2 separate regions of the Homo sapiens genome follow, and region 2 is linked to region 1. A link is a contact called in ENCODE Hi-C or POLR2A ChIA-PET data. All regions are on one chromosome and are shown on one strand. The core of a region is the stretch at or near the end of the contact, and the rest is flanking DNA. Distances in the headings are between cores, read along the strand shown. Region 1 holds the start of NFXL1 (nuclear transcription factor, X-box binding like 1). Region 2 holds the start of SLC30A9 (solute carrier family 30 member 9).

What was found. Hi-C counts contacts between places; a loop is a spot of excess contacts on that map. ChIA-PET counts read pairs that join two places held with the same protein, here RNA polymerase II (POLR2A). Pooled maps may share reads with other maps.
Region 2: a loop to region 1 is called in a map of naive thymus-derived CD4-positive, alpha-beta T cell, with 33 times the contacts of the local background. The contact joins the promoter of SLC30A9 here to the promoter of NFXL1 in region 1. A Hi-C loop is called at or near these places in 1 of 168 maps with a recorded cell type or tissue (naive thymus-derived CD4-positive, alpha-beta T cell) and 8 of 50 pooled maps. POLR2A ChIA-PET finds 5 or more read pairs at or near these places in 1 of 52 experiments (B cell).

The regions. Positions count from the first base shown.
Region 1 is chr4:47,912,747-47,916,352 of GRCh38, reverse strand. NFXL1 (nuclear transcription factor, X-box binding like 1) reads left to right here and starts at 1,770. Exons shown (of 23, transcript NM_001278624.2): 1 at 1,770-1,988; 2 at 2,148-2,384. The coding sequence starts at 2,150. It overlaps LOC101927157 (a long non-coding RNA gene), which reads right to left and starts at 2,126. Exons shown (of 3, transcript NR_125879.1): 1 at 1,649-2,126. RefSeq lists enhancers at 1,790-2,019, 1,530-2,215, 2,216-2,902.
Region 2 is chr4:41,988,327-41,992,038 of GRCh38, reverse strand. It overlaps SLC30A9 (solute carrier family 30 member 9), which reads right to left and starts at 1,509. Exons shown (of 18, transcript NM_006345.4): 1 at 1,279-1,509. The coding sequence starts at 1,387. RefSeq lists enhancers at 1,338-1,477, 1,758-1,837 and a silencer at 1,409-1,628.

The sequences.
Region 1 (3,606 bases), core at 521-3,020:
CCATGTTGGCCAGGCTTGCCTCAAACTCCTGACCTAAGGTGATCCACCCGCCTTGGCATCCCAAAGTACTAGGATTACAGGCGTGAGCCACCATGCCTGGCCATGGGATGTCATTTTTGAGTTTGGTTAATGTACAGGCAATTCTGCAATATCTATGTTTAAGACATTAAAAGCATGGTTTCTAATACTAGACTACTTAGGATTGAATCTTGGCTTCACTACTTCCTAGCTGTATGATCAAGGGCAAATTGCTTAATCTCTCTGTGCCTCAGTGTTCTCAGTTGTAAAACGGGGATAATAAACACGGTTACTGTGAGTACCAAATTAGTTAATACATAACGTAAAACACTTTAAACAGTGCCTGACATCTAATAAATGCTATCTAAATATTATAATAGAAATTTATGGTTAAAATAGAAGAATTAACTAAGTTGAAGGACTGTACAATAAGCCATCAATATGTTTCTCAATCCCAGACAGACCCCAGAATGAATTTTTGCAATCTACCTGTCAGTATATATGCACATGTATCTTATTGGAAAACTCAGCAAAATCATAAGATTTAGGTCCTGGCCCTCAACTATTTTCCTTAACAAAATCTACTTTAGGGAGATGCTGTGAAGGTAAAAATTAGCATGTCCCAGGGAAAGCTCATTGCACACTACAAAGGACTATGACAATAACAGGCTTTAGATTTATTTTCTACATTGGCTCTAGCATTTTAGAAGGGTACTTTTACTACTCAAGCCACTTTCCTGCAACTCTCCCCCGAATTTCCCTCCTTCACAGTGGCCAACCTCAAAGCGTTTTCAATGTAAGTGCCTTTCCTGTTAGTGAGACTTCCCTATGAAAATAAATAGTTTAAAGGTTGTTGGAGCCTAAAACTCACTAAGCCTGGAGAGAGATGTGACTGTCATCTGAGTTACACGTGGTTACAACTTCTGTTTCTCAGATTATAGATTAACTTGCTTTCTTATTTTTCTTGTTCTATACAATGGCTAGAGAGAATTAAACGAAGTTAAGGACAAAAACTTCCTGCCTTCTTAATGATCCTTATAGATTAACTTCTGCTTTGTTGCCCCGGTTTGCTTAGACCAGATGACAGAAAATCCTTTATGAAAAATGTTAAATGTACACTTCCCAAAAAGAAACACTGTCTATAATCAAATTGTTGTAACTATTCTCTAACCTTGTATGAGAAAATGCTGTAATCCTGCTAAAAAACCTCTCAGTTTCTGCCTATATAAGTGAAATCTTAAATCTCTACTTCGGAACGCTGACTCCTTCCTTGGAGTCGGTGTTTCTAGGTAGGCTATCCTCAAACTTCGCGCTTTTGATTATTTTACATTGACACCTCCTGTCATCCGCAAGCTCAAAGGCAAGGCTAATAAAAGATGGCAGAGAGCCAATTAGGGACAGAGCCATGTAATCCTCATACCCAGGTGAGTTTAGGGCAGTCTTGCAGAAGCAGAAGCAAATTGTGGGGTCACGAAACCCTCCGGACCCGCCCGCCTCCACCACCACGCGCCCCTATGACCTTCGACCCCTCCCTAGCCCCAGAGCACGCCGGGAGTTGTAGTTCCCAAAGGCCTGTTCGGGCCAGCGCAGGCGCTTGGGGTTTCCCTCCCACCCAACCCCCGCACTTTACCGGATAAGGAAGCGGCCCGTGCTGCCACGCAGTCGCCGGAACGCGGGCGGGGGCTTCTGGGAGTTGTAGTCTGTTGGGGGCGTGCGCAGTCGGTAAGGAGACGTAGCTTTCCGTGGGGTGTACCACTGCAGTTGGTTCCCGGCGGGAGACGCAGGGTCAGTCTGTGACTCTTCCCCTACCACGCTCCCGCAGAGGCTGAGGAGGCGGTTTCGACTTCTCCTCCGGCTTTCTGTCTTCGGCACTGTGTGCTTCTTGCTCCGCGGTTTATTTCTGTACCTAGTCCTCCCTCCCCTCTTCGGTCCATCTCCAAAGCCCGGGCTTGGCGGGGACTCGCCCTCCGGTAAAGGCAGGGCCGCGACCTCCTAAAACCCGGTCGCCGCCCTGCAGGAACCTTCCTCACTCGGCCCCTCACACCGGGTTTCCGCACTGACCCTCCTTCGCCTCGGTCCTCGCTGCGCTCACCTCCTTCCACTCTTTTTTTTTTTTTTCTCCTTTGCAGGGATGGAAGCTTCCTGGCGCCAGGTGGCCGGTGGCCGAGGCCGATCCCGGGGACGGGCCACTGCCGCCCCCTCAGGAAATGGAGTCCATCTCCGCGGCGCCGGAGGAGGGCGAGAGAAGGGGTCGGTGGGCGCAGTTCCTTCTGGCACCAGTCCCGGAGGAGTCGCGACCACGGCGGCTGCAGGGAGCAGGCACAGCCCCGCAGGATCCCAAGCCCTGCAGACTACCGCAGCCAGCGGTGAGAATGGCTCCCGCCCGCGTGCTCACCTGGATGCCTCCTAAGGCAGTTACTAGTCAGGACCGCCTCCGCCCTCGCCTTCTTTCTTTCACTGCTTTTCCCCTCGTTCGGGAGTTTGTTATCGGGCCCACTTCTCCAGCCTTTCGGGTGGCTGCTCTTTTCGGCACTCTAGGTAGATTTCCATCGCACCTCTTTCATCTTAATTTTAGGTGGTATTACCTTTGTTACTTCCCTCCACTCTTGCCTACTTGAATCTCCAGACCATCAGTTGTAAATTGTGGCCCGGTGTTCTGATTTGGTCTATAATGTTGTTTGGTTAACACAGAGTTTTAAATGTGGATTGATTGTCAGCGGTTGTTTGTCGTTTTTAAAAATCTGGTTAACAACCTTGTGGCTTTAGTTATCTTTGTGCATGGCAACAGTCAGCTCGGCTGAGTCACAGAAATCCCATTTAGATTGGACTTGGGCATTCCATCTCACATTCTCTCTCATTTCTGGAGCCAGGTGTCATTTGTCATCTTTACCTTTGCCTTTGTTTCTTGACTTGTCTTATTCCTTGTAAGCACTTGAGCTTTTGATACCTTCCTTGACTGTAGTTCCTATTTACAAATTCCATGTCCTTCTGTGGACATATCTGGTGTTGCCTCCGATATATCAATACTTTTCATCCAAGACCATGTTTTCGTGGAGCCAGGGAGGACTTACACACAATTGTGCATGGGGCCGAGGGAATAATCCCTGAAATCATTTTATTTTTGTGTTTGGAATGCATTTCAGGATACATTTTTTTGGGGGGTGTGGAGCAGAATTGAGTATCTTGAATGATTTTTCTCCTAGGCTAATTTGAAAGGTAGGTGGTATTCTCTTAGCATGCAGTTAATGGCCGTGATGATAAGGTATACAATATGGAGACGTGTGAACAGGTTTGGTAAACTTTTTTTTTTTTTTTTTTTTTTTGAGACAGAGTCTCGCTGGTCGCCCAGGCTGGAGTGCAGTGGCGCAATCTCGGCTCACTGCAAGCTCTGCCTCCTGGGTTCAGGCCGTTCTCCGGCCTCAGCCTCCCGAGTAGCTGGGACTACAGGCGCCTGCCACCACGCCTGGCTAATGTTTTGTTTTTTGTTCTTTGGTTTTTTTTTTTTAGTAGAGACGGGGTTTCACCGTGTTAGCCAGGATGGTCTCCATCTCGTGGGTAGAAGGAAAACAAGCATTCTGTCCGGGCGCG
Region 2 (3,712 bases), core at 260-2,759, 5.9 Mb after region 1:
GTCCATAAGGGAACCTGGCAGTATATTGCCAATATGGAAAAACTCAACAGTTACACTTTTCTATCACTACCAAAAAAGCCCTGGGAATAGTGCTGTTAAAATTTATCCGTTTGAAATTCTAAGATTCAGCTTTACATTTATTGCAAATAAAAGATACGAATATATTCTAATTTATATCCACAGCATAGTTACTATAGCTTATATTACATAAAATCTCGAATGACTGCAACTTCCGACTTCTTTCAGGAGGTCACGAACATGTTACAGGTTTTTTCAAACCTATGTTTTTACAGACAGCTCACTATGTTGCCAAGGCTAGCCTAGAACTATTGGGCTCAAAAGATCTGCCTGCCTCAGTCTCCCGAGTAGCTGGACTACAGGAGCGCACCACCACACCTGGCTTCGAACATGAATGTTTCGGTAAATACTCTCTGCATCCCAAGAATGGAGGGATTAGGTTAAGGGTGGACTTAGTTCTGTCTTCTCCCTCAGAGATCCTATCAGTTCTCAGTGTCAAGCAATGTGTGTCAAGCTACGGCAAAAACGAAGGTAAGCCTGATTAGTTCAATGTTATTTTGGAAACTCTCAAACCATTTAAATTTGAGTCAGAAAAGAATGTTGAGAGAGACGAAAATTCTCTTCAACCACCTTTTTTTCTGGGTTACCACTACAACTGCCACCTTTTCACCAAAAAGACTGCTCAGCCGAACTGAAGAGTTTCTTTGTTTTTCGGACCCAAACTGGGTTCATTCAATGATTGTCGGATACTTTCGTACTTCTTCCAAAAGATCCGTAGTGAGTAGCACCCCTCCTTCCTTTTAGAAAATTTAAGAAAATAAGTTGGGAGAGTAAGAAAAAGAAGGCCAAGAAAATCTCAACCAAGTGCTAAATGAAGGTGCGCTGGAAAGCTCCAAAGACCCTGGAACTTTGCGGAGTCCGCAATTTCCAACCGCGGAGGTGAGTAACCGCGGGACACCGCGATGCGCACGTAACATTTTGTTTGGTACAAAGCGGTAGGCTTCAGAGGTGCAATCCGGCCCGCGAGGTGCCCACAAGTTCCCGCGGGGGCCATGCTAGGGCTGCAGAAGGCATCAGAGTCAGAGACCTGTCAGGACCCCCGCGGGCTGCGCAGGCTGAACTGGAAAGGCGGAGGCCAGAAAGGAAGGTTCTGAGGTTGGCGAAAGGCAAGTGGGCGAATTGCCCCAGGCGAGGCGCCGAGCCCAGCCTGGCCCTCCAGTTCGGCTTCTACGGAGCCAGCGGCCAGCGCGGGACACTCACCCTGGCGGTCGCTGGGATTACAGGCCGCCGCCCTGCATCGCAGACGGAGCCGGCACAGGGAGGACCAGCTACATCTGTGGGCCGCGGCGGCGGCCAAGCCGGGTAACATCCTGGTGGGGCAGAGGCCCCTACTCGGACACCGCCTTCTGCCTCCGCGCCGCCACCGGTACCAACTGACTCCATAGACTGGACATCAGCGAACACCGATGGCTTCGCCGCCACAAGCTGCCTGGGTGACCCGGAAACGGCAACGTCATTTAGCGACGCCTGCCGTGGAGGTAGCGGAAGTGACGTAACACGTTGAGCACCAATAGGGAGGCCTTCCTTCCCGGGGACCCAGACTCCCAAAGTGGGGAGGGCGTGGCTGCAGGGGAAGTTTGGTGTCTGCCGTCTTCTTTTGCACCTGTACTTTTGCGCTTGGTTGGAAATCACGTAAACTGTTTACATCTTGTTCAGCCAGGAAAGCTGTCCTTTGGGAGTTCTACTTATTCCTTTTTTTCTGGACTCGAAACCGGGGCCGTGGTTTCGGAAATGGGAGGAAAGATGGGAAGGATGGACGCAGGTTTTCTGAGCCTCTCTACCTAGAGCCTGCCAGGATAAACCCAAATTAGAACCAACATGTCCAGTACTCTCCGAACGTCTGCCACGTACATCGTTCTCCTTGTTAACACCAGTGTGTATCCAGTATCATAAAGGCAAGTACACACTTCGGAATCAGCTACTTGCCCTACTAATCTGTGAACCTCAGATTTTTGCCTGCAATATAAGAGGTTTTATGTTCATGACAAGTTAGGGTAAACGGAGGTATGCAGACTTCGAAACATTTTGGTCCCAGGGAGAAAGAAACCTGAACAGTATCCACGTTAACTGTTTCTCTCTGCCATGCTCATTCAGCTCTTAACTCAAACTCAAGAGAGGCCTTCCTTGACCACCCTAGCTATGGTAGTCCTGGTCATTCTCTACCCGGCTGTCCTATATACTTTTCTTCAAAACGCTTATCACTATTTGAGATTTTTTTTTCTATTTTGTGTCCTAGAATAGAAAATAAGCATCATGATGCTGGAATCTTGTCTATTTTGTACATGGCTGTATAAAGCCGCTAAAACAATGCCTGGCAAAAATAAATTGAATGGAATGTATGGTGGTTTGTTTTAAAGTTAATCTGAGTCGCTTATCTATATTACTGCAAAATAACTATCTCGGGGAAATTTAGTATGTCCTTAATTTTTAAAAAAATCAACAAGTCTCTTATACTAATTGAGATAAGTATAACCAAATGAGGAAAGAGATTATCGTTAAGAATGGTAAGCAAATTTAATTTCCTATGACAAACATAACTTAAAATATTCAGTGGACAAACATTAAAAAATGATGTCCCATAAATGTAGGCTCAATATTACTAAAAAATCTGAATATTACTGGAAAGTTACTTTCCCTTTCTTGTAATAGATTTTAATAGAAATTCAACTTTATGAAGTAAAAATACATAAAGGCTTACCTCTTATTTTATGGTAACTATGCAAACATCTATTAACTTTTATGGATAATTCTTTTTGAACAAAACTAATCTCATATTTTGGATTCTTAAAATGGCTTTGGTTTCAACTCGTTTTAGGCAAGCCTGATCAAAACTTCTCAGGTTTTATTTTTAATTTGTGCGATAGGATTATTATTTTTATTTTGTTTAGCTGTACTAATCATTTTTAGAAGAAAATGTTCCTTTCTTGATAAAACTTTTAAAAAAAATACATTTTGTGCAGAGTTCTTAATTTCCATAACAGCCCACCTGATGTGTAAAATATGTTGGTGCACAGTAAAATTTCACAGTGTGTGCTTTCCTGTCCTTCTTTTTCCTGGTATAGTTGGGGTGTAACTTGACTTAGACACTACTAATTGTTATAAACCTCCAGTACCCTTGATTTGCCAAATAAGTTTGAAGAACAAAGTGTATCATTTTCTGTTACCTTAACTCTCACAATGCTGTATCACATAATAAAGCCTCAACAGACTTGGATTAAAATAACTCTGCAGTTGTCTTGGTATTTATACCTACATATCATGATATACTTATCCTTTTGGAAAGTCTTTGAAACTTCCCCAAGTGCTAAAACTTAAGATAATGTCAGTTTTAGAGTTCCTTAGGGGAATTTCCTTTGACCCTAAATCCCATCCTTACCAAGAGACTTTGTTTTTATGCTCCATTTGAGACACATTCAGCGTTGCCTACCTATACATAACAGGTAAGATTCTAGTATCATAGGGCTTATTTTCTATTGGAAGAGGCAGCAAATTTATAAATAAATATATTGATAATTTAAAACTAATAGCAGCAGTAGTAATATTAATCATTTACTAATTGCCAGGCCCTCTGTGTACACTGTCTCATTCATAATACCTTAAATAAGTTATAGGTAGACGAAGAAACCAAGGCACA